2 separate regions of the Homo sapiens genome follow, and region 2 is linked to region 1. Evidence: chromatin contacts called from ENCODE Hi-C data. All regions are on one chromosome and are shown on one strand. Each heading gives the region's core, a stretch centred on a gene start or an enhancer-like site at or near the end of the contact. The rest is flanking DNA. Distances are from core to core; before and after follow the strand shown. Region 1 overlaps RGS9 (regulator of G protein signaling 9). Region 2 overlaps PITPNC1 (phosphatidylinositol transfer protein cytoplasmic 1).

Region 1 (3,090 bases), core at 379-2,878:
CCATCCTGGGGGTGACTTCTGAGGAGGGTGACCAGATTACTGTCTTTACTGAGGAGGCATCTTTGTGCTCCTTGGCCTTCAGAGCCCACTTCCTGCGGATGTGGATGCTGGCAACACCCTCAGCCCAGAACCCAGTGGGCAGGCTGGGTGTACGACAGAGGGTGCCTTTGCCATGGTGGGGTGTGATACGGGCTGTGTCTCCGCTGTTTACCGTTATCTTCTCTGTCTCTCTCTCTCTCTCTTCCCAGCTATCTATCTATCTCCTGTCTGTGCACTCTGGCTGCTGTGGAATAAAGTATTAAGAAGAATAAAGAACTGCAATTCTCATGCATGCAGAGCCCCTTCCAGCCCTCCCCTCAGGCAGCCCCAGCATGCTGTGGTTTATCTGTCTGCAACATTTTCCACTGTCTGCGAGTCCCCTGTGTTCCCGGGTTAATCTGCCCTGAGAGAAGAGGGTTGCCAAGAGCATGAAGCATCTCCATGAAGACCTGGGAGTGCAGAGGCTTTGGATTTTTGTCTCACTTCAGAGAACTCATGGTGCCTGAGCTGGTTTGAAGAGAGGTCATTTTGAGAAGGAATCGATCCTTCTTTCTTTTTTTCTTTTCTATTCTTTTTTTTTGAGACGGAGTCCTGCTCTGTCACCCAGGCAGGAGTGCAGTGGCGTGATCTCGGCTCACTGCAACCTCCGCCTTCCGGGTTGAAGTAACTCCTTGCCTCAGCCTCCAGAGTAGCCGCGATTACAGGTGTGTTCCACCACGCCCAGCTAATTTTTTCATATTTTTAGTACAGACGGAGTTTCTCCATGTTGGCCAGGCTGGTCTTGAACTCCTGACCTCAGGTGATCCGCCCATCTTGGCCTCCCAAAGTGCTGGGATTACAGGCATGAACCACTGCGCCTGGCTATCAATCCTTCTTTTTAAACTTTTATTTTAGGTTCAGGGGTTACATTTCAGGTAAACTGCATGTCACCGGAGTTTGGTATATAGATTATCTTGTCACTCAGGAAATAAGCATAGTACTCATAGGTAGTTTTTCTATCCTCTCCCTCCTCCCACCCTCCACCCTCAAGTAGGCCTGGGTGTCTGTTGTTCCCTTCTTTGTGTCCTTGTGTACTCAATGTTCAGCTCCCACTTATAAGTGAGCCCATGTGGTATTTGGTTTTCTGTTCCTGCGTTAGTTCGCTTAAGACAATGATCTCTAGCTCCATCCATGTTGCTACAAAGAACATGATCTCATTTTTTTATGGCTGCATAGTATTCCATGGTATATATGTACCACATTTTCTTCATCCAGTCTACCAATGATGGGCATTTAGGTTGATCCCATGTCTTTGCTATTGTGAATAGTGCTGCAGTGAACATAGGCATGCATGTGTCTTTATGACGGAATGATTTATATCCCTTTGGGTATATACCTAGTAATGCGATTGCTGGGTCAATGGTAATTCTATTTTAAGTTCTTTGAGAAATCACCACACTGCTTTCTACAATGGCTGAACTAATTTCATTCCCACCAGAAGCATATAAGCTTCCCTTTTCTCCTTGCCAGCATCTGTTATTTTTTGACTTTTTGATAATAGCCATTCTGACTAGTGTGAGATGTTATCTCATTGTGGTTTTGATTTGCATTTCGAGAATGAGTAAATTCTTGAGAAGATGTATCTGTTTTCCCCAAATAGAGGCAAGTAACCGTCAACCATAAGGAGGAAAGTCATTAGGTTGGCAGGTGTCTCGGGCCCTGGGTGGCCCACTCCCACTGGCTAATGGCAGCTGGGAGGGACTGGCCAGGGGCCGGGACCACACTCTAGAAGTGAGTCCTCTTTTAGCTCCAATACCTTGAGGCATACGGAACCCCCAACTCCTGCACCCCAGGAGGTGATGGGGGCAGGGGCCGCTCATGGCAGGATCACTGCCATCATTTAGGGATGAGGGCAGTGTCGGGTGCTGAAGAGACCCTTGACATTGGCCTGAGCCCCAGCTCTGCCACTTCCGGTCCATGTGATCTTGGGCAAGCTCTTTCTTGAGCCACAGTCTCAGTTTCCTCATCTCTAACAGGGGAAGCATGCTAGTTCCTTCATCAGAGGATTAAGCAGGATCACTTATGTGTAGTGTCTAGAATGCTAATCAACACGTAGAGACACTCCACACACAGCTGGTATTATTCTAAATGTTGTCATGCTATGAGAGAGAATTTATGGGACTTGTAGACCTCAGACTCCATGTTAGGGTGCTGTACCTAGCCAATTTCCTCTTCTGCCTTTTCACCTTCTCATACTTCTCCCCTGGTTAGAGGTGGAAGGAGGGGTTACATGCCAATTTCAACCTCTCTGCCTACTCCAATAAGCAGCTGCTCAGAACCTCAGTCTACACTGGCGAGTATACAGATCTTTTGGTAAAAGGCAGAAATATGGCCTCCCAGTATAAAATACTGTGCTCTGCAGAGGTGCTCAGCCTGGAGCCCTCACACACCATATGCTCCCGCCAATAGGGGACAAACTTCTTTCTTCTTGTGGCTTCTGTGTGACCATGCCTAGCTGAGGGAAGGGAAGGGGCTGATGTTTGCTGACAGCTCCCTGCGTGCCAGGCATGGACCTGAGTGCGCCACCCTTTGTAACGGCTCAGCTAAGACTCACTACTGCGTTAGAAGGTAGATGGCCACGTTGACCTCCGTTTCACGGTTGAGAAAGCAGGCCGAGAGAGAGGGTGGCTCCCCCAAGGACACACAGCTGAGAAGTGGTGAAGCCAGGATCTGAACCTCAGCTGATGGCCGCCAGAGCCCACTCCACATCCTGCCTGATGTTTTCTAATGTCCTTATTGTGGCTTTTAGAAGTTTTTCTGCATTTCCTGAAGTCCATTAACAGAGACAATGTCAGTTTCCTTTTTCACATGAAGAAAACAAAATAGAGAGACATAGCCGTTTGCCCAAGGTGACCCAGCCAGGATTCAGTTACGTGTTTCCAGTTCTGTAGCTCATGGGCCTCCCTGATCCAACCGCTGCTCCCCTCTCCACCCCACAAGGCCTACGTCCTGCACCCAGGGCCGGCTTCATGGGCAGGGGGCTTGTACAGCCGCCCAAGACCCCACCCTCAG
Region 2 (3,213 bases), core at 539-3,038, 2.5 Mb after region 1:
GTTGACTGTTTGCTGAGCCGGGAACTTGCAGGCCCACCCTCAATGCTGCCATCCTGCAAGACTTGGGTGATACTAATAAGTGTCCCCAAAAGCTTGCAGAGGAACGTAGAGATTGCACCTGCTGCCCATCTGGAAATTTCTAAAGGAGTTTTTGAAGGAGCCCATGGCTAGGGCTGAGATGGAACCATGGGAGTGTGAGCTTGGGAATAGCACGGGGGCATCCCCTTGGGCATTATTGAAAATGCAGGTAATAGTGGGCTACTTTTAGTAGCTTGCTTATGAGAATTCTGGGGTGTTTTCTGTGTCTCCAACCAGTTCAATTCTCCAGCACCAGCTATGTGTCCAACAATTCAATTCAATTAGACACTGTCTATCTGGAGTTAGCATCAGATCCCAGTCCCACAAAGCTGCCCCACTTCTCACTGACAGGCTATAGGCCGGGCACAGTGGCTCATTCCTACAATCCCAGCACTTTGGGAGGCCAAGGCAGGTGGATCACTTGAGGCCAGGAGTTCGAGACTAGCCTGGCCAACAGAGTGAGACTCCATCTCTATTTTTTTTACTAAAAAAAATTTTTTTTTTAATCTGGGGTCTCCACGACTCCTTCCTCAGGCTCAATAATTTGCTAGAAAGGCTCACAGAACTCAGGAAAACATTTACTTAGATTTACCAGTTTATTATCAAGGATATGACTCAGCAGCAGGTAAATGGGAGAGAGGCATCAGGTGAGGTATTGGGGGGTGGGGACTTGGGGCTTCCGTGCCCCCTCTGGGTGTGCCATCCTCCCAGCAGGTCAGTGTGTTTAAGCGTTTATGGAGCTCAATCCCAGCACCCCCTCCCTCCCTAGAGGTCAGTGGATGGGGCTGAAAGTTCTAACCCCCTAATCACCTGGTGTTTCTGGTGACCAGAGCCATCTTGAGGCCATCTAGGGCCCCTCACCTGTGTATGTGATCTGAAGGAGCTTGTTATGCATCCCAAAAGTCACCCCCATCACTCAGGAAATTCCAGGAGTTTTTGGAGCATTGTCTTAGGAAGCAGTGACAAAAACCAAATCTATTTTGTATTACATCACAAGGATGAAATGAGAAAGCGAATCTGAAGTGCCTGACACAGACTCTGGTACGGAGCAAGCACTTGAAAACGTTAGCTCCTAGGGTGATTTTTCCCAGCTTCCTTCCTTGACTTTCCTCTGGCCACCTCTCTTGCAAGTTCTCATTTGCTTTCATCTTCTCCCCAGTTCCTAAAAGGCATCCTGGGGGCTAGAAACCATAGGCTTTTTTTTTTTTTTTTTTTTTTTTTGAGATGGAACCTTGCTCTGTCTCCCAGGCTGGAGTGCAGTGGTGCGATCTCAGCTCACTGCAACCTCTGCCTCTCGGGTTTAAGCGATTCTCCTGCCTCAGCCTCCTGAGTAGCTGGGACTACAGGCATGCGCCACCATGCCTGGCTAAATTTTTTGGATTTTTAGTAGAGACGGGGTTTCACCATGTTGGTCAGGCTGATCTCCAACTCCTGACCTCAAAAGATCCGCCCTCCTTGGCCTCCCAAAGTGTTGGGATTACAGGTGTGAGCCACGGCGCCTGGCCAAAACCATGGACTATTACATTGTTTTGTGTGATGTGCTCAAATTTCTCATTTGCCTCGTCCCTCTTCTTAAAGCAATGAGTTTCAAGTGTTTGTGGCACTGAACTATAACTGAGAAGGGTACAAAACAGAAACATTCCCCTTGCCACAGCTGCCTTTCAGTGCCTTTCTACACATCAGATGCACCTTATGAGTCAAACTCCTTTAAGAGAGTCATTTTGCAGAGAAAAAACACAAACCGCTCAGGGTTTGCGGTGCATTCTAGTGCCAAGAGCAAATGCTTTAAAAATAGCACTTTAGGTATTAACTGCTAACAAAGCAAGAATTGACTGCTTCTGGCATGATTTGCATTTAGGGTTTTGGTTTGTTTTTTTTTAAGTTGATGCATAGCAGTTGACCTTTTAAGTCAAGTTTTAGGTCAGTTCTCCAGCACATTCTGAAAGCTCCTTAGTTTTGTCTCTTTTTTAAAAAACAGCTTTATTGGCTGGGCACAATAGCTCACCACTGTAATCCCAGCACTTTTGGAGGCCAAGGCGGGTGGATCACCTGAGGTCAGGAGCTTGAGACCAGCCTGGCCAACATGGCGAAACCCCATCTCTACTAAAAATACAAAAATCAGCCGGGTGTGCTGGCACGTGCTTGTAATCCCAGCTACTTGGGAGGCTGAGACAGGAGAATTGCTGGAACTTGGGACGTGGTGGTTGCAGTGAGCCGAGATTGCACCATTGCTCTCTAGCCCAGGTGACAGAATGAGACTCCGTCTAAAAAAAAAACCCAAAAAAACAGCTTTATTGAGATATAGATCACATACCATACAATTCAGCCATTTTGAATGTATAGTTCAGTGGATTTTACTATAATCACATGTTTACCTCACCACAATCAAATGTAAAACATTTTCATCACCCCACAAAGAAACCTCATATGTTTTAGCTATCATCTCCCTACCCTCTCCCCTCACCCATCTCCCAAGCCTCAGCAACCACACTGATCTACTTTCTGTCTCCATAGATTTCCCTTTTCTGGGCATTTCATATGAATAGGGTCACTTAATAAGTGGTCTTTGGGGACTAGCTGCTTTGAAAGCTCCTTGGTTTTATGTGTATCCCTCTTAAGATTCAAGTTCAAGGAATCCTACATTAATTCAGGGCTAAACTTTACTTTCATTGGAGGGGAATGAGAATGAGATCTGCAACACCTTGGAGTCTTCAGGAGAAGTTCCAGGATGGAGAGAAAAAAATCTGACATGTGATATGTGTTGTTCATCCATCCCTATTTTAGGGCTGAGGGTTATAGTTACATAATGTAGCAATTCCTGGCTGGAGTTCCTGCTTAGCCTTTTTTCATTTAGCATTTATCAAAAACTTCTCATTTCAATTAACAGGGCAAGCCCCTGTTGGCTATTGCCCTTTGTGGTTCAAATTGAGAGTGTAATTAATCATGGAGACTTCATATCTCAGTGAACGTCAGCTAATAAGATTGCCTCCAAGATGCAAGCTCAGCCCCAGCTGGACCAAGCTCTCCTGTGGGCTTCTCCTTGCACCTTCCAGGTGGGAGACTGATTCTATCCAAAACGAGGACGCAGTTTTACACGGGCTGCTCAAACAAGCCCTTTGCTCTGCCTTGTCCCAG

The links. Hi-C counts contacts between places; a loop is a spot of excess contacts on that map. Pooled maps may share reads with other maps.
Region 2: a map with no recorded cell type shows a loop between it and region 1 (26-fold over the local background). The contact joins two enhancer-like sites. A Hi-C loop is called at or near these places in 3 of 37 single-sample maps with no recorded cell type and 3 of 50 pooled maps.

Annotation. Positions count from the first base shown.
Region 1 is chr17:65,179,748-65,182,837 of GRCh38, forward strand. The region is part of intron 9 of RGS9 (regulator of G protein signaling 9); the gene reads left to right. Among named protein-coding and RNA genes, the nearest start is that of RGS9, 44 kb to the left of the region's middle. RefSeq lists an enhancer at 1,538-1,587. Within about 2 kb of position 1,629, at least 4 of the 41 ENCODE cell types and tissues checked have a DNase peak (open chromatin) inside an H3K27ac peak, as active enhancers do.
Region 2 is chr17:67,649,168-67,652,380 of GRCh38, forward strand. The region is part of intron 6 of PITPNC1 (phosphatidylinositol transfer protein cytoplasmic 1); the gene reads left to right. Among named protein-coding and RNA genes, the nearest start is that of NOL11, 67 kb to the right of the region's middle. RefSeq lists enhancers at 1,433-1,592, 2,273-2,352. Within about 2 kb of position 1,789, at least 3 of the 41 ENCODE cell types and tissues checked have a DNase peak (open chromatin) inside an H3K27ac peak, as active enhancers do.